Regions from separate parts of the Homo sapiens genome. Here region 2 is linked to region 1. Evidence: read pairs that join two places in POLR2A ChIA-PET (ENCODE). Cell type or tissue: PC-9. All regions are shown on one strand. Links, peaks and the distances in the headings refer to the core of each region. The heading gives the core; the rest is flanking DNA.

What was found. ChIA-PET counts read pairs that join two places held together with the same protein. Peaks named below come from ENCODE experiments on the same cell type or tissue, not always from the same donor. Only the 100,000 strongest peaks of a DNase experiment are listed, where the experiment ranks them.
Region 2: POLR2A ChIA-PET joins it to region 1 with 5 read pairs; 2 of 35 experiments call an interaction of 5 or more read pairs at or near these places.

The regions. Positions count from the first base shown.
Region 1 is chr2:95,579,966-95,590,237 of GRCh38, forward strand. It overlaps the pseudogene TRIM51JP. Among named protein-coding and RNA genes, the nearest start is that of TRIM43, 6.9 kb to the right of the region's middle. In PC-9, for the core only: no CTCF peak of the experiment used is centred there; a DNase peak (open chromatin) is centred at 4,556.
Region 2 is chr2:95,494,390-95,504,661 of GRCh38, forward strand. No RefSeq gene overlaps it. Among named protein-coding and RNA genes, the nearest start is that of TRIM43B, 15 kb to the left of the region's middle. In PC-9, for the core only: no CTCF peak of the experiment used is centred there; no DNase peak of the experiment used is centred there.

The sequences.
Region 1 (10,272 bases), core at 2,554-6,553:
AAGGGCAGTCAGGGCATATAATATCTCACTTTCACATTGGAAATTGGATTAAAACAGGCTGGTCTTATATTTGACTCTCAATTTTTGAGTTTCCAAATTTTCAATGTCTGTTTTTAGGGTTTTGTTTTTCCTGTAGAGAGTATTAATCTTCCTTGTCCTTTATTAAATGTTATAATCAAAATTATCCTGTTCTTGTAACTTCAAATTCCTTGGTAAAGTAGATACTTGGTAGAACAATTTTTCCCTCAAGAATTTTAACTTTTATTATTTACACGTGTCCATACTTTTTTTAAAAAAATTTGCAGTTGATATTACTCCGCATCCTGAAAGAGCCAATAGTCATATCTTCCTGTATGGAGACTTAAGAAGCATGAATGTTGGATGTGACCCTCAAGATGGTCCCCGCATCATGGCAACATCTGAATGTTTTCCTGAGTAGAGCGCTCAGACTTTCACATCTGGCAAATATTATTGGGAGGTTCATGTGGGGGACTCTTGGAATTGGGCTTTTGGTGTCTGTAACAATTATTGGAAAGAGAAGAGACAGAATGACAAGATAGATGGAGAGGAGGGACTCTTTCTTCTTGGATGTGTTAAGGAGGACGTTCACTGCAGGCTCTTTACCACACCCCACATGTGGTGCTATATGTTCCAAGGCCTAGCAGCCGAGGAGGATTATTCCTGGATTGTGAAGGTAGAACCATGAGCATTGTTGATGTTGATCAAAGTTCCCTTATATACACCATCCATAATTGCTCCTTCTCACCTCTTCTCAGGCCTATCTTTCACTGTAGTCACCTCTGACCAGAGACAAATTGGTAATGTGTCCACATGCTGTGTAAACCCCTTTATCGCAGGAAGTCCTCCTTTTTGTGCCTCATCAAAGAGGACAAATAAGTTATATTTAATGTGTTTAGTTGCCTTCTAATGTCATCACAACTCATTAATACGGTTTCTATTAAATATGGTGAAAAAACTAAAACCATGTGTATTGGTTCTTTGTTTAATCATTTTTGGAAAATCATTACCCATGATGGATGGCATAGAATATATTCTCTGGTTTTTCATTATTTCTGAATGTCACAAAGTGAAATCAGAGATGACAGAGGTGTCTAAATGAAGATAAAATCAACGGAAGAAAGTAGGAATCTTGTGCTTCTTCAAAAAACTTGGAGTAAAAAGACTCAATGGTAACCTGGAAATATTTTCTTTCTCTTCATCTAACAATATTATACTTATTCATGTGTTTTATTTCTGAATCCATACCTTGAGGTAATCTTATTTGACCTCCTATGCTGTGCTTATCTTTGTAAATCTCATCTTATACACAAATGCTCATGCATTATTAAGAGTGCTGTTCTAAAGTGAAATTTACAAGGTGATCAGGACAATGCTGGATCAATTAAATATTCAAATGGAAATGACTGAATACTGACCCCTATCTCAAACCATACAGAGTTCATTTCCACATGGATTCATGTTGTGAAGGTGAAGGGAACATAATAAAATATTCTCATAGAGAAAGATTTCTTGACCTGGACAAAAAAGTAACAATTAAGAAGGAAAATTTAGTTAGTTTATATCAAAAATAATGACTTCTGTGTTTCAAAATATACCATCCAAGAATTAAAATGGAAACCAAGAGTGGAGAAAAATATTTATCTCAACTTATATGAAACAAAATGCAATACATGTGATTAATGAATGTCATAAATAAAAGAAAATGAACCCGATATAAAATTGGGTAAAATATTTGAACAGGCACTTCATAAAATTGGAGGCATAAATAACTGGCCAAATATGAAAAAGGGATTACTTTTATTAGTCCTCAGAATTATAAAAATTAATCCACAAGTTGAACTACAGGCCTTCATAAAAATTAGCAAAATTTAAATACACATAATAACCCCATCAACATGTGGGCAAAGGATATGAACAGACGCTTCTCAAAAGAAGACATTTATGCAGCCAAAAGACACATGAAAAAATGCTCATCATCACTGGCCATCAGAGAAACGCAAATCAAAACCACAATGAGATACCATCTCACGCCAGTTAGAATGGCGATCATTAAAAAGTCAGGAAACAACAGGTGCTGGAGAGGATGTGGAGAAATAGGAACACTTTTACACTGTTGGTGAGACTGTAAACTAGTTCAACCATCGTGGAAGTCAGTGTGGCGATTCCTCAGGGATCTAGAACTAGAAATATCATTTGACTTAGCCATCCCATTACTGGGTATATACCCAAAGGATTATAAATCATGCTGCTATAAAGACACATGCACACATATGTTTATTGCGGCACTATTCGCACTAGCGAAGACTTGGAACCAACCCAAATGTCCAACAATGATAGACTGGATTAACAGAATGTGGCACATATACACCATGGAATACTATGCAGCCATAAAAAAGGATGAGTTCATGTCCTTTGTAGGGACATGGATGAAGCTGGAAACCATCATTCTCAGCAAACTATCACAAGGGAAAAAAAACCAAACACCACATGTTCTCACTCATAGGTGGAAATTGAAAAATGAGAACACAAGGACACAGGAAGGGGAACATCACACACCGGGGCCTGTTGTGGGGTGGGGAAGTGGGGAGGGATGGCATTAGGAGATATACCTAATGTTAAATGACTAGTTAATGGGTGCAGCACACCAACATGGCACATGTATACATATGTAACAAAACTGCACGTTGTCATGTACCCTAAAACTAAAAGTATATAAAAAAAGAAAGAATCAATGAAAGTTATTCATGACTGGAGGGGTATAAACTGAAATACTTTTTGGCAAACTGACTATGAGCATTCCTTATTGGCTAGATACTCTAATTCTAAAATATATTCCACTGACTGCCTATGTATATTTTGAGATAAACATAATGTTGATCTTTGCATCAATTTTCATAGTAGCTCCAAATTGGAGACAAAATAAATATTCATCGACAGTAGAATTGCTAAATAAATTGTGATCTCATCATACAAAATAATTCTATAAAACAAAGAGAATAACACCAAAATGCAACAAATTAATGAATCCCAAGTTTAAGAAAGAAGTTTAAGAAAAAGAATTGAAACACACAAATGTTATATTACAGTGTTTTATTTATATAAATTGCAAACTCCATTAATTAGTATTAGAAGTTAGAATGTTGAATAATATTTTAGGAAGGTAATGGTTAGGAAACGTAAAAATAACCAGGATAAGATCCAGGCAGCATTGCAATGAAGGAGAGAAACTATGAGTTTTTTCATGAAGAAGAGAATGATATATGTATTGTTTAATATTGTAACATGTAAGAAAAGTTTGAAATAGATAAATTCAATTTTATGCCTAATTTTTCAAATGTGTAAATATATAATTTCTTTTATGATAAGTTAATATCAATCAACATTAAGACATAAACCATGCTTTTTTGTTATTATACTTTAAGTTCTGGGGTACATGAGCAGAATGTGCAGGGTTTTTACATAGGTATACATGTGCCATGGAGGTTTGCTGCACCTGTCAACCCGTCATTTACATTAGGTATTTATCCTAATGTTGTCCCTCCCCTGGCTCCCCACCCCCCGACAGGCCCCGGTGTGTGATATTCCCCTCCCTGTATCCATGTGTTCTCATTTTTCAACTCCCACTTGTGAGTGAGAACATGCAGTGTTTGATTTTCTGCTCTTGTGTTAGTTTGCTGAGAATGAGGGCTTCCAGCTTTATCCACGTACCTGCAAAAAAAATATGAACTCATCCTTTTTCATGGCTGCATATTATTCCATGGTGTATATGTGCCACATACATTTTTTTACAGTCTGTGAAGAGATTCACAGAATATTACATTTAAAGACCTGTAATTACCTCCTCATCTCTCCTGTGTAACACAATCTTAAACTACAAAGGAAAAGATAAGGAATGTCATTGCCCTTGGGACATTGGTAAAACTAATTGAACTTTGGAAACGGGAAAAGAAAAAAGAGGAAAAAAAAATATGTGGAGGATTTAGACCTACATCTGAAGGTGGGACAGGATCACTAAGAAGGTTCCAGCCAGGCGTGGTGGCTGACGCCTATAATCCCAGCACTTTGGGAGGCTGAGGCGGGCGAATCACCAGGTCTGGAGATCGAGACCATCTTGGCTTTAGTCTCTACTAAAAATATTAAAAAAAAAAAAATTAACTGGTCATGGTGGCTGGTGCCTGTAGTTCCAGCTAACTTGGGAGGCTGAGACAGGAGAATGGCGTGAATCCGGGAGATGGAGCTTGCAGTAAGCAGAGATCATGCCACTGCACTCCAGCCTGGGCAACAGAGCGAGACTCCGTCAAAAAAAAAAAAAAAAAAAAAAAGGATTCCAACCATGCAGACCCAGAAACAGTGTCAACCTATGACTGAGCTTCATCAGAGTGACAGAAAATGCTTCTCCATCCTCATCTCCACCCCCAACTAGGCTCACAATTGTTGAGTAACAGGTCAAAGCAGTGTCTTCTGGGGGACTGAACAGAATTTGGAAGGAAACTTAAATGTGAGGATACAGCAGATATTAAGAAATGCTGCTGAACCAGTCCAACCTGAAACACAAAGTAATGCTAGATGAGCGTGAAACTTATGGTGCCCTGGAAATAACTCTAAGAGGGAAAAGTCCCAAAACCAAATCAACTCCTGACTAGATTGATTCAACCTCCTCCCCCAAAACACACACATACAGCCTAGTAAAAGGGAACACATGTGGGTTTTGATTTCTACATTAGTCTACTCTACATAGTTCACTTTTTGGGTAAAACTTACCAGACATGTATAGAAACAGAAAAGATACATAAAGGAAACACTGTTAAGAGACTAAGCAATAAATAAAGCCAGATTCAATGTGGCAGAGGTGTTGGAATTATCTTTCAAGTAGATCTTATGCGTACTGTTCTAGAAGCCCTTAGTAGGATATAAAGTCCCTTTTTTATTATACTTATATGACAAGAGTCATTTTATCCTCTTATATAAAAGATATTTCCAATTCACATTCATCTCCATATTGGCAGTTACATTTTTGACACTTTACAAATATTAGTCCACCGTCTTATACTTACATTTATGATTTATGATTGTGGAGCAGTCTGTTGTCATTCTATTAAGTGTTCCCTCACAATGAAACAGTTTATTTTGGCTGCTTTTAAGAGATTCTTTATCTTTGGTGGTGGTTTCAAACTTAAAATATCATAATGAATCAGCCACCAAAGACAGAGAAATACTAAAAATCAGTCAAAATATATTGTTTTGCACATTCAAAACAAAGTAAATTTATGTTTTACACATCCAAAATGGGGATTGTTTGGCTTCCTGAATTCAATAATGTATTTGTTTACTCTGAAAAAATTATCAAACATTATATCCTTGAATATGTACTCTCCTCATCTTCTCTACTTAGCTCCCCTTTGTGCTACAGTCAATCACACATTATGCTGTTTATAAAGGACATACGTGATACTCTCATCCTCCATATGTCACTACTACTCTCCTAGTTTACCTCTATTTGTCCATCTGTGAAGCCCTCATGACATCTCTTTACATCTATTATCCAGTTCACATTTTCTGCAGCTTCATTTAAGTTGCTAAGCAAAGTTTTCACTAAACAGCAAATTTTACTTATTTCACTTTTTATTAATATAAATTATAATTTTTATTCTTCAATGACTGCCGAATGTGAAAAAATTCATGTATATGTTATATATATTTACATATGTATGTGTTATATAGACATACACAAAATTGCTATTGGTAACGGTGGTTTTCATAGGAGTCTATAGCTACTGGAGATTTCATTGTTCCTTAAAGATATTATATTTCCTTAAAAATATTTTCTTAAAGATATTCTATTTCTTAATTTATAATAAGGATAATTCTTATGCTTTTATTAAAAACATAAATTAATAGGCCGGGTGCAGTGGCTCACATCGGTAATTTCAGCTCTTTGAGATAATGAGGCAAAACGATCACTTGAGCCCAGCAGTTTAAGGCTGCAGTGAGCTGTGATTCCACCACCACACTCCAGCCTGGGCTACAGAGCCAGAAAATATATATATAATATATGAATTGACAGTAATACATTAATACATTAAAACCAGAGATCAAGTCTTAAAAGCAACAGCAAAGTGCATTTCCAGTCTAGTTCAGTGACTATTAGAATTAAAGCCAATTTCAGGCAAAACATTTCCAAAAACATAAGAAAAAAAAAAGAAAAAGGAGAAAAAATATTCCAGACTTCTGAAGACATTTATTAAAATCATAAATTGATGGTATCCTCTTTCCCATCCTTTGATGAGTAAAATATTCAAGTACTCCAAAAATTATCCACAAATTTGGTATTTGAGGGTTCATTTGTTGTAAACTCAGTGGTTCTTGATGAGAGGAAGTTTAAAGTGTGTTTATGGAGATTAGCCAAGGTGTCGAATCAATCATTTCCTCTCTTCTGGTGAAATCTAATCAAGAACCCTAACGGCTATCCCAAACTCCAAGAAATGTACAACCTTTTCAAAATGAGTGTGATTTTTCAGAGATTCAATATAAAGAGGTACAAGGAGCCAAGCTCATTCTTCTCTGGGACACACAGAGTGGCTTTGGAACTGGCTGTGAAGATGTCTGAAAGCTACTACCGCTATATGGTGAGGCCCTGATCCCTGATCAGACTTTATATTATTACTTCTACAGCAAGTATCAGTGAGACCATAAGTATATTTCTAGGGTGAGAACACAGCTAACAGAGGAGGAGTTCCTGCTAGTTTTCCAATCCAAAACAGACTGCCCTACGTTGAATTTTTCAACAAACTGAGCTTGTTTCTATGAAATGATGTCATTTGCTTAATTAGTAAAAATGTTTTTACTCTTATTTTGTTATCCTGTCTTCCTACATACTTGTGAACTACAGTGAAGATTAATTTTACTTGTATCATTTATGTATTCATTAGTTGTTCCTATGTATTCTAAGAACTCAGAAAATAGTTTTCAGATATCTTGCAATTTTATACTTGTATATCCTAAATTTTATGGAGAATATTTTATTCCATATGTTGTGTATAAATGTATTACCTTCAATTCTGAAGGTGGCACATAAATATATGCACAAGACAAAATATTCTATAATATACAATTTAGGTAATATGTTGAATAATTTGAGGGTAATATTGTGTTTTAGAATATACTAAATGCCTCTTTAGCATTTTTGGGTGAAATCTGATCAAATTTTGGGTGAAATCTGATCTGATGAAATTTCACCAAATGTTCAGTAAATAAATATTGCTTATTTATTTAGAAATTATTTTGCAGTGGTGGCTTGTGATTGAGGATTTTCGAAATACTTTAAAGGAGAAAATTATGACATCAAAATGAAATAATGAGAGTAAAATCTCAGTGAAATACAGTTTCCTAAACCAATCACTTTTTTCTTTTGTACTAAATCGATCTTTCCTAAACCAATCACAATGAGCATTAAGAATGGTTTTCAGAATATTCAGGACCCATCATCTATGGTGTAAATTGGTCCCAATTTCATACTCTTAAACCTCAAGCTTTTTGGAGTAAAGTCAAAACTCAACAAAATGGAGGTTTCTTTTCTCCTTTTCTTTCTTTTCTTTTCTCCTTCCTTCCTTCCTTCTTTTTCTTTCTTTTTGTGACAGGTATTGTTTTATTGCCCAGGCTGAAGAGCAGTGGCTCAATCTCAGTTGACTGCAACCTCAGGGTTCAAGCGATTCTTCTGCCCAGTCCCCTGAGTGACTGGGATTACAGGCGTGTGCCACTACTCATGGCTGGTTTTTGTATTTTTAGTAGAGATGGGGTTTCCCCATATTGGCCGGGCTGGTCTCCAACCTGATCTACCAGCCTTGGCATCCCAAAGTGCTGGGATTATAGGTGTGAGCCACCATTTCTGGCCTCTCTGAGGTTCATTTTTCTATACAAAAGAAAAGGGTAGGATGTAGTGCCCTGTGAGTTATGCATGCATCTGACAATTTTACCTACAGATCTGAGAGCTCTCTTTGTGCCTCAGGTTCTATTTTTGTCTTATGCAAAATAAAGCCTATTCTACTCTAGACAGAAGTGTATCATTGAGTCACAACCTGAGTCAAATTTTGCTTTGGTCTTTGTTTCTCAGGGCATAAGATGAAGAAGTTTGAATCATACCTTTCCTAATTTCCTTCCTTCAGGAAATTGGTCTCAGACATCACACAAGCCTTCCAGAAAGAAAGAATCCATCTGCCTCTTCTGTCTGAACTAATGTGTAGACCCCATTGCCACAGGCTGCAGCCCCAGCTTCTGTAGGCCCTGTCTCTGCCTTTCCTAGGAAGAAACCAAAATTCCTACCTGCTGCCCACATGCTGGGAACTGTCACAGCAGGAGGACTTCAAAACCAATATTCTTCTGAAGAATCTAGTGTCCGTTGCCAGAAAAGCCAGTCTCTGGCAATTCCTGAGCCCTAATGAACAAATGCGTGGGATCCACAGGGAGACAAAGAAGATATTTGGAGAGGTGGAAAAAGAGCCTGATTCATTTGCTGTGCTGGAACTCTCAGGAGCATGGGGTTCACACACACTGTGAGGGGCAGCTAAGGAACACTGGGTAAGTGATGGCTCTGAGAGCACTTTGAAAGCTGGAGGATGGCACAGGTAAAGAGATTAGGGGAAGATGAAGAGCATGATGATTAATCTGCTCTGTACTGGATGTCGTGTAGTGCCTAGGTATCAATGATAAAATAATAAATATAATCTGAGTGTGCTTTCCTTCCTGGAGCTTACATTTCACTGAGGGAGTGATGAAGTTAATAATCATTGTAATAATTTGACTACTTGATGCAGTGTTCAAGGCACTGTAAAGAGCTCAATATCAGAAGAGTTTCTGGCTATCCAAACTACAAGTTAAAAAGTCTTTTCTATAAGAAACCTATTTACCAACACTGGAAATAATAGAATAAAACACGTTAGAATTAGCAGGGCACGGTGTCAGTAGATTCCAATTCTGATGCAAGGTGCCACATTATCTGTAAATTAGCCCTGCCTATGATTTTCCTATTAAACTTGCTGCGTTACACGTTGTGGTTCTACAGTCCGAGATCTTCCCAAATCTCTTTCATATCTCATCCCTTGATTTCTTTATCACTGGGGGTCTGAAACCTAAAATGATTTGCTTCTCTGATGTTCACATTCATAGTTCTTTTACAGGAGAAGATTATGAAGCAAATGAGATGTTTGTGGGCAAAAATTCAAGAAAACCAAAGAAATTTAAATGAGGAAAGCAGGAAAACCAACCAGTGGATTGCAAGTATTAGGCCTTTTCCCTCAGAGTTAGCCTCAGACAGACATGCTAGAAATGTATCCACTTATCACTTGAATGGAAATCATCTTGGTAGATTTGAGGAAGATTTTTCTCATGGCTTCCAATCCTGAGGGTACAATGCAGCATTGATTAATGCTCAGGGAGAGTGGTCAAGCTATGGAGTAGGAAGACCTGGTACTAAAAACTAATTTAAAAACACAGAGATCATAACACTGCAAAAAATTATTTGTGAATCAACCATAAATTCCAATGGCTCTCATGTAGGCTTTCAGATATCAATGGATATATATTGAAGAAACGATCAATAATAACCTTTCTTCAGGTGTTTTAGGAAGTCATATAATGAATGAAAGTGGTTTGAGGAACGAATGAATTTGGCTTTCAGTATTATTAAGAAACAATACAAATAAATGAAAGGAAGACAGGAATGATCTATTTCATGGTTCTGTCAAGTGGGAAGACACGAGTTTATGTACTTAGCTTATTGGTAGAATACATGAGTCAGGCTAGGCTCAGTGGTTCATGTCTGTAATCCCAATACTTTGGGAAGACCACTTGAGACCAGGAGTTTCAAACCAGCCTGGCCATCAACATAGTGAGACCCTGATCTTTATTATACAGAAAAGATGAAAGAGATAAAGAAAAGGAAATGAGTCAAAGTGAATAGAAGAGGTATAAGTGGAGGAGGATGAATTCAGAGTAAATATGTCATCTAGGAAATCTAGGTCCCTGCAGTGCTATGTGTAGCTATGGGCAGAGATGACTACAGCTGAGTAGAGGAAGCTGCATTCAGTTCCCCATGAGAAGTAAAACAACACTTAGAGAAACTTACAACCATGATGACAGAAAGATTTTACAGCAACTTAAGAAAAGCAAAAAGACAAAATGGTTCAGAAAAAAAAAACACCTAAGAAAAATCTATAAGGAGCTGATAAAAATGTGCCATAAACTAGATATGGAGCT
Region 2 (10,272 bases), core at 2,981-6,980, 85 kb before region 1:
TGAACTCATCATTTTTTATGGCTGCATAGTATTCCATGGTGTATATGTGCCACATTCTCTTAATCCAGTCTATCATTGTTGGACATTTGGGTGGGTTCCAAGTCTTTGCTATTGTGAATAGTGCTGCAATAAACATACGTGTGCGTGTGTCTTTATAACAGCATGATTTATAATCCTTTGGGTATATACTCAGTAATGGGATGGCTGGGTCAAGTGATATTTCTAGTTCTAGATCCCTGAGGAATTGCCACACTGACTTCCACAATGGTTGAACTAGTTTACAGTCTCACCAACAGTGTAAAAGTGTTCCTATTTCTCCACATTCTCTCCAGCATCTGTTGTTTCCTGACTTTTTAATGATCGCCATTCTAACTGGTGTGAGATGGTATCTCCTTGTGCTTTTGATTTGCGTTTCTCTGATGGCCAGTGATGATCAGCATTTTTTCATGTGTCTCTTGGCTGCATGAAAGTCTTCTTTTGAGAAGCGTCTGTTCATATCCTTTGCCCACATGTTGACGGGGTTGTTTATTATGTGTATTTAAATTTTGCTAATTTTTATGAAGGCCTGTAGTTCAACTTGTGGATTAATTTTTATAATTCTGAGGACTAATAAAAGTAACCCTTTTTTCATATTTGGCCAGTTATTTATGCCTCCAATTTTATGAAGTGCCTGTTCAAATATTTTACCCAATTTTATATCGGGTTCATTTTCTTTTATTTATGACATTCATTAATCACATGTATTGCATTTTGTTTCATATAAGTTGGGATAAATATTTTTCTCCACTCTTGGTTTCCATTTTAATTCTTGGATGGTATATTTTGAAACACAGAAGTCATTATTTTTGATATAAACTAACTAAATTTTCCTTCTTAATTGTTACTTTTTTGTCCAGGTTAAGAAATCTTTCTCTATGAGAATATTTTATTATGTTCCCTTCACCTTCACAACATGAATCCATGTGGAAATGAACTCTGTATGGTTTGAGATAGGGGTCAGTATTCAGTCATTTCCATTTGAATATTTAATTGATCCAGCATTGTCCTGATCACCTTGTAAATTTCACTTTAGAACAGCACTCTTAATAATGCATGAGCATTTGTGTATAAGATGAGATTTACAAAGATAAGCACAGCATAGGAGGTCAAATAAGATTACCTCAAGGTATGGATTCAGAAATAAAACACATGGATAAGTATAGTATTGTTAGATGAAGAGAAAGAAAATATTTCCAAGTTACCACTGACTCTTTTTACTCCAAGTTTTTTCATGAAGCACAAGATCTCTATTTTCTTCCATTGATTTTAACTTCATTTAGACACCTCTGTCATCTCTGATTTCACTTTGTGACATTCAGAAATAATGAAAAACCAGAGGATATATTCTATGCCATCCATCATGGGTAATGATTTTCCAAAAATGATTAAACAAAGAACCAATACACATGGTTTTAGTTTTTTCACCATATTTAATAGAAACCGTATTAATGAGTTGTGATGACATTAGAAGGCAACTAAACACATTAAATATAACTTATTTGTCCTCTTTGATGAGGCACAAAAAAGAGGACTTCCTGGGATAAAGGGGTTTACACAGCATGTGGACACATTACCAATTTGTCTCTGGTCAGAGGTGACTACAGCGAAAGATAGGCCTGAGAAGAGGTGAGAAGGAGCAATTATGGATGGTGTATATAAGGGAAATTTGATCAGCATCAACAATGCTCATGGTTCTACCTTCACAATCCAGGAATAATCCTCCTCGGCTGCTAGGCCTTGGAACATATAGCACCACATGTGGGGTGTGGTAAAGAGCCTGCAGTGAACGTCCTCCTTAACACATCCAAGAAGAAAGAGTCCCTCCTCTCCATCTATCTTGTCATTCTGTCTCTTCTCTTTCCAATAATTGTTACAGACACCAAAAGCCCAATTCCAAGAGTCCCCCACATGAACCTCCCAATAATATTTGCCAGATGTGAAAGTCTGAGCGCTCTACTCAGGAAAACATTCAGATGTTGCCATGATGCGGGGACCATCTTGAGGGTCACATCCAACATTCATGCTTCTTAAGTCTCCATACAGGAAGATATGACTATTGGCTCTTTCAGGATGCAGAGTAATATCAACTGCAAATTTTTTTAAAAAAAGTATGGACACATGTAAATAATAAAAGTTAAAATTCTTGAGGGAAAAATTGTTCTACCAAGTATCTACTTTACCAAGGAATTTGAAGTTACAAGAACAGGATAATTTTGATTATAACATTTAATAAAGGACAAGGAAGATTAATATTCTCTACAGGAAAAACAAAACCCTAAAAACAGACATTGAAAATTTGGAAACTCAAAAATTGAGAGTCAAATATAAGACCAGCCTGTTTTAATCCAATTTCCAATGTAAAAGTGAGATATTATATGCCCTGACTGTCCTTTAGCTATCAAGGTCATTATTATTAAAATATTTCTTGTTCTTAAATACTAGTGATATAACTTTGGCAAGAATGGGAAGAGTTTCACTTACTCAAGCACTACTCTAGATAACTGGATAAAAGTCCATATGTCCAAATTATAAGTGATAACTTAAGGCAGATTTCTGCAAAACCTCATTAGCTCTTTAGGTGCCAGAAAATCTATCTCTTTTGTTCATTTCTGCATTGGCTTAGAATGCTTATTAAGACACAGTAGGCACTTGATAATTTGCAGAAAAAAGTATTGTAAGTAATATCCTTAAAGATATCACCTTTAAAGAAACAGGATGACTTATAATATGAATAATTAAGCTGATGATATCTCTCTCTGTCTTTCACAAACAGCCATTTGATTTCTTTCTTAGTGCTTAGAAGTGTGTTTAATATCGTTCGTTTTTGGCTGGGAGCGGTGGCTCACACCTGTAATCCCAGCACTTTGGGAGGCCCAGGCAGGCGGATCACGAGGTCAGGAGATCGAGACCATTCTGGCTAAGGTGGTGAAACCCCGTCTCTACTAAAAAAAAATACAAAAAAATTAGCCGGGCGCGGTGGTGGGCGCCTGTACTCCCAGCTACTCGGGAGGCTGAGGCAGGAGAATGGCGTGAACCCAGGAGGCGGAGCTTGCAGTGAGCCCATATCGCGCCACCGCACTCCAGCCTCGGTGACAGAGTGAGACTCCGTCTCAAAAAAAATATATATTGTTTGTTTTTACTTTTCCGTCAGGAAATCTGTACTCCTTTCAGAATATATATGTACTTTCATTTCGTCACTTCTCTTAGCAGTATTCATTTTATGTTTGAATCAATAAATAATCAATACAGATTGTTCAGCCATGAATTTAGGCCCCATCTTCAACTACGCTATGCTACTTTTTCTGCTACATCTCTAAGCACTGCCTCTCTCATGATATATGTGTAAATCACATATGTGAACTATATAGAATTCCAGTAGTATGATGGATCTTGTATATAGTTTCCAACACCCCCTCCCCAGTTTATCTGCCTGAAATTCTCAGGAATTTCTCATTAATTTTTTTTGTAGTGTAGTTTAATTTTATTTAGAAAATGAAAGATAATATAATTTTAAAACTTTTGACTTACATATACTGTTGATCCTTGAATAACCCTGGTTAGAACTATGTGAGTCACTTATAATTGGAGTTTCTTCTGCTTCTGCCACCCCTGAGACAACAACCCCTCCTCTTTCTCCTCCTTCTCAGCTTACTCATCATGAAGATGATGAAGGTGAAAACCTTATAATGATCCAGTTCCACTAATTATATTTACTATTACATTAATGAATAGTAAATTTATTTTCTTTTGATTTTCTTGATAACATTTTCTTTCCTTTAGCTATCTTTATTGTAAAAATACAGTATAACATATAAAATATGCATTAATCAACGGCTAACATTATCAGTAAGGCTTCTAGTCAACAGTAGGCTATTGATAGCTAAGTTTTGAGGAAGTCAAACATTACATGTTGATTTCTGACTTCGTGGGATCTCGGCACCCCAATCACCATTTTGTTCAAGGGTCAACTCTAAGTTTATTAAATTTTTTTATATCATTCAAATAATCTGAGAATTTCTTTGTGAACACTCAAAGGCTTTATCTTTCTGTGAAACCCTGTGTTTATCTCATGCAATAATTATTGCATTCCATAGTGATAGTATGTTTTCTCATAGCTATTAATATTTTATATCATTCCCCAGGAAATGAAAAATATTTTAGCTGAATATGTTGATATTAGGAAGAAATCCTAATAAAAAGTTTGCTTCCATGTTGAAATGATTAGATGGAACCCTTTCACTATTGTTCTGCTGCTCACAGTAGCATAACAATTTATACCTTGGTAGTGCCCATTGCTCTAGTTGGTACACTGAAGCATATGCTCCCCATGCTTTTCTGATAATATTGTGAATTATATTAACCTTTTTTGAAAGTGATAGTTATGTATTGCTAAAGTGTCAAACAGCTGTCACAAAGTTCTATACTTTATCAAAGTATTTTCATTTCTTGAATTATTTCTTAAGAAAAAGTCTCAATTTTGGAAAAGAAAGACTGCTTTGAAAAAAACTTGAGTTCTAAAATGATAATGGCAAGTATTTCAAAATAACCTATTCCTAAGAGAAATTACTAAATAAGTTGATATTCACCAATTTGAACATTTTATAATAATTAGAATTGATCATTAGACGCCTTGCGCAGTGACTCACGCCTATAATCCCAGCACTTTGGGAGGGCGAGGTGGGCAGATCACCTGTGGTCAGGAGTTTGAAACTGGCCTGGCAAACATGGCGAAACCCCGTCTCTACTAAAAATACAAAAAATAAATAAATAAATAAACAAAAATAAAAAACTAGCCAGGCGCAGTGGCAGACACCTGTAATCCCAGCTACTCGGGAGTCTGAGGTAGGAGAATGGCTTGAGACCTGGAGGCAGAGGTTGACAGGAGCTAAGATCCTGCCACTGCACTCTAGCCTGAGCAACATAGCGAGATTCCATCTCAAAAAAAAAAATTGATTATTAGAAATACAATATAAGAAGATATTTATAACAAAATAAGAAGCAAGCAGAAAGGATGTAAAATTGCAAATATAACTTGATTAATTTTATTTAACAAATATAGGAAAACTTAAAGGGAGTTAATTAATTAGCATAATAATTGTGTTATCTTCAGGGAAATATTGGGAGAATTGTTTCCTTATTGTTTACAATTCTTTCCAATTTTTTTATGTGGGTAAAAAGTCAACAGTGAATATGAAAATTTAAGCAGATTTCAAACATGGCGTATTCCATGAAGCTGATTTTCTATCTTTAAAAGAAAAATGATGTTTTCTTTCCCTGACAAAATGCCTCATCGTTTGAATTATGGTTTGTTAAGGACACACAGCTTTTTCTTCCTTGAGTATTTCTATATTTGGTTCATTTTCTCCAAATGATAGTAAAGATTTAGTCTGTGTCTCTATATGATGTTTACAATTCCTGAAACATGTGAGCAGTGCGTTGCACATAATAATAGTAATTTCTCACTAAGTCAATTAAGCTGAATGTTGAATTTCTCAACCAAAACTTTGAAATCTAAGGAAGAGACATGTCTTCATCCTGCTTTTCTTGTGTGACTTCTTTCCCCTGTATCAAAGAATACAGGGTGTTAACACAGGATACAGAGAAAGAGAAGTGTGTGTTTGTGTGTGTGTGTGTGTGTGCATTTACCTATGTGTAGCCACATCAATTTTTGTATTTGTAAGAATGCCTTGTGAATTTGATTCAGAAACCCATAGCATTTTATTGAAATTATGTTTCATTTGATTGTCTTAACTGTTTATGGGATAACAGACATTCTGGGTTTCATTTATCATACACTATTACAAAATCTGAGTTCTTGATGTTAAATTCATAAATATTGAATACAGCTGAAATCCGGATTATAGAGGTTTTCCTATTATAGGTTATTCCTGTTTTCATTTTGTCAACAGGGTGCAGTTGAAAGAACAATATGGACCTCCCATTTCAGTGTGAATATAGGCAAGTTATTTAACTCCTGACCCTTTGTTATCTTATCTGTGAAATGGGGCTACTACGCTGCCCAACTTGCAGAATTGCTCTGAAGATTAAAAATCACGTATTGTATAAACATTCGAAAGAGTAATTGGCACATAGGAAGCGATCAGCCAGTTCTAAATGCTAACTGCTAGTAAAACTAAATTTTAAAAAAGTAAGAAATAAAGTAATGAATGTAATAATTAATACTTTCTTAATGTAACAATTGTTTCTCATTAATTACATTGTGACAGAATTGGTATATTGAATTCGGTGACTCATTGTTCGTCTGCTCAGAGTTTGTTGATACACTCTCAATTAGACGGAATCATTCTTACTGCAATAGCAATCCCATCACTCCATTTGGAATGTAAGTTCTGTGAAAGCAGGGAGTGTTTGATGCGTAGTGGGCATCCAGATATTGTAGAAAGACTGAAATAAACACCATGTTTTGGTTTCCTAATAGGTTTAGCTTTAAAAGTAAGAATATTGTTAGTTATCACTTGGCAAATATTTATAATTTGCCAGGCATCTTACTGAACATTAGTAGATTATCTTATTTTAATGTTGATGTTACTTCTGTGAGTAGATTACTAGGATACCTAAGTTGAAGAAAGTCTTGCCTATATTTGTATATCTGGGTTTATCAGTTAATTATTATTCCAATGTAAATAAAAATCACTACCATTTTTCCCATTGGCACATGCAGCTGTTTCTGTGCTTTCATAAGCCTCAGCAGAATAGTATTTTATAAGATTTAAAAATATGGTAGCTATGTATGTTATTGTTTTTAATTTGCATATTATAGAAATTTAAAATATGCATTTCATGCTTGAAGAACACTGATTTGAATTGCACGGGTCTACTTAAGAACAATTTTTTTTTTTTTTTAGTTTTTGAGATGGAGTTTCACTCTTGTTGCCCAGGCTGGAGTGCAATGGCGCAATCTCGGCTCACTGCAACCTCAGCCTCTCGGGTTCAAGCGATTCTCCTGCCTCAGCCTCCCGAGTAGCTGGGATTACAGGCATGCACCACCACGCCCGGCTAATTTTTTTGTATTTTTAATAGCGATGGGGTTTCTCCATGTTGGTCAGGCTGGTCAAACTCTCAACCTCAGGTGATCCGCCCGCCTCGGCCTCCCAAAATGCTGGGATTACAGGAGTGAGCCACCGCGCCCGGTCCACAGTTTTTAAAAAAATACATATAGTCAGCCCTTTCTATCTGTAGATTTCACATCAGCAAGCAAAGTTGGATAGAAAATACAGTATTCACTGTAATCCCAGGTACTTAGGAAGGTGAGAAAGGAGGATTGCTTGAGCCCAGGAGTCTGAGGCTTTAGTGAGGTATGATCACGCCACTGCACTCCAGCCTGGTGAAAGAGCAAGACTCTATCTCTTAAGAAAATAAAATAAAATACTGTATTGAAGGACAGAAATCCACACATATGGGGGGCCAACTTTTTATTTTTAATGATGGTAAGCTTTATTTTGCCAAAATTTTTTTTTTGTTTTCAAACTTATATTTTCAAATATTAGTATTGCATACAGAAAATGATTTTGTTAAAAATATTACAAAGTAGGAAGGACATAAACCCAGAAAAAAGGCTTTTAAGTGAGTAAATTTATTTCTATGGAACAAATCTCAACAATTATTTTTCCTTTACCTTTGATACGTTAGAACTTACCAAAGAATGATACTCATTACATGAGCTTGAATCTGAGAACCTCAGATGTAGCTAATAAAGAACCAATGAATAATGTAAAGTAAGAGAATTATGAATGTTTTTCTAAAAAACAAAACAAAATAAAACAAAACTGTTACATTCCATTTGGACTCTTAGCCATGTTTTTCAGAAATATTTTCTGTTTTATATTATTGCCTACTTCACTGTCTTAACAAGATGAAGACCAGGACATCAAAGGGCATTAAGCATGTGGTGGGAGTTATATTATGGGCAGTTAACCCAAGGGAGGTCAGATGTGGCTTCAGATTCCACATACACAGCTACCTTTCCTCACTGAGGCAGAGCAAGGTAATCCAGAAAGTCTTATCAGACTCTGAGAATGCTGTACTTACATTATTTGGAAAAATCACTTGAAAAGATGAAATATTAAATAATTTATACTAAAATCTAGATTATTATTCTGATAGGTCAATTTGATTTGTTTAGTGGTTTGCTCACTTTCAGCTTGTTAATTCCACAGAAGAGGAGGGCCTACTTTTCATATATACGTGTCTTTTCTGCAGGACTTAAGTATGCACCAATTCTGATATCTATCAGGGTCCTGGAACCAATTCCCAGAGAAGACTGATTAAGTTCAGTTTTGTTCTGAAATTTTTATTTTGTGTGTAGAAATAACATTTTCATGAAGTTATAACTATGTTCATTTATCATTCCAATATTATTAAGAATTATGAATGATCAACTGATGTTTCTGTAATGAGCACTTATTGGTACTTAGGGTTACCAGATAGACGTTTTTATAGATAGGAAAATAAAAAATGACTCCCACTTATAATATCACTTTTTCTTCCTTTTGTACGGTGGAAAAATATCATAGTTGATTTCTTGCAAGCCAATAGAAAATTTCAAAATATATGTAGTAAATGATAAATATAATATTTTCTCATACAGTATAATATAGTTTTTGCATAGCTTTATTTTCAGTATCTTTTTGTTTCTTATTTTAAAAGAATATGTGTTTATTTTAGAAAATGTTAAGATCAAGAAAGCAACAACTGAAAATAAATATCTCCCTAATTCCATCAGAAAAATATAAAATCATGGTTATAGTCTTAGGTGTATAATTCTAGTCCCTTTCCTATTTTAAATATATTTTTGTTTATGTATACACAAAACCAAGTAAATCTCTCTATATATAATTTATATAATAAACATATATTTATTTATTCTTTTTCTCATGTTTTATATGTAGAGGTTTTTTTCTCTCCTAAATCTTGACTATTGCAATTTTTTTCTGCCAAACATGGACTATCCCCAGGTTGATCTTATATGTACTGCAGACGGAGTTAGGTCATTGGACAGCCAGAAATGGCTCTATCTTTCTGTCCAGGGATTATCAAAGCGTCAGGTTTGGGAGTAAGAGCATGTTTTAAACAGTTTGATTGGTTGACCAATGGCAGCATATTTTTAACTTACCCATCGCCCTCGCTTATGTTGTTGTTCTTAAGAGACAGCTTCTCACACTGTCTCCCACGCTGGAGTTCAGTGGTGCAATCTTAGCTCACTGCAGCCTCAAACTCCTGGGCTTGATCAATCTTTCCACCTCAGCCTCCAAAATCACTGGGACTACAGTCACATGCCACAATGCCCAACTAATATTTGTACTTTGATTTGTAGAGACAGAGTGTCCCTATGTTGCCCAGGATGGTCTACAACTCCAGGCCTCAAGCAATCCTCCTACCTCAGCTTCCCAAATTTATGGGATTACAGGCATGAGCCACCACTCCTGGCCTTATTTATCTCTTTACTTCCGTGTTTGTCCTTCTTTCCTAGGTCCTAGACAGATTTGTCTCAGCCTGTTCTATAAAACATTCTTCTGCCGTGGTCATGTGAAACATTACAAAATTGTTTTTGATGATTCTTCATGTTTTATGTTACATATTCTAACATGGTAGTGTGACTTTTTTAAAAAGGACAAAAAATTACAATAGAAGGTTGGCTAATCACAAACAAGACTTTGATGATCACAGTTGTGCTATAATTTATTGTAATGTATTAAAAAATCAACACTTACTTGTAATGTGCCTTGAGACAAATCATTTAGTCACTTGATTTCTCAGACCTCAGTTTCCTCCTCTGTGAAATACTAATATCAACTGTGCGTAGTTTATTTTAAAGAATTAGAAAAATTGTAAGTAAATACTTTAATACTGAGCATGATTGCTGTGGTTACTATACCGTTGTTACTATTGTAGCACTGAACCACTTACCACTTTAAGTTTTTTTGTTTGTTTGATGTTTGGTTGTTTTTGTTTGTTTGTTTTGTTTTCTTTTGTTTTGTTTTTGAGACAGAGTCTTCTTGCTCTGGAGCCCAGGCTGAAGTGCAGTGGCATGATCTTGGCTCACTGCAACCTCCGCCTGCCAGGTTCAAGCAATTCTCCTGCTTTAGCCTCCTGAGTAGCTGGGATTCCAGGAACATGCCACCGTGCCCGGCTAATTTTTTGTATTTTTAGTAGAGGCTGGGTTTCACCATGCTGTCCAGGCTAGTCCTGAACTCTTGACCTCATGATCCACCC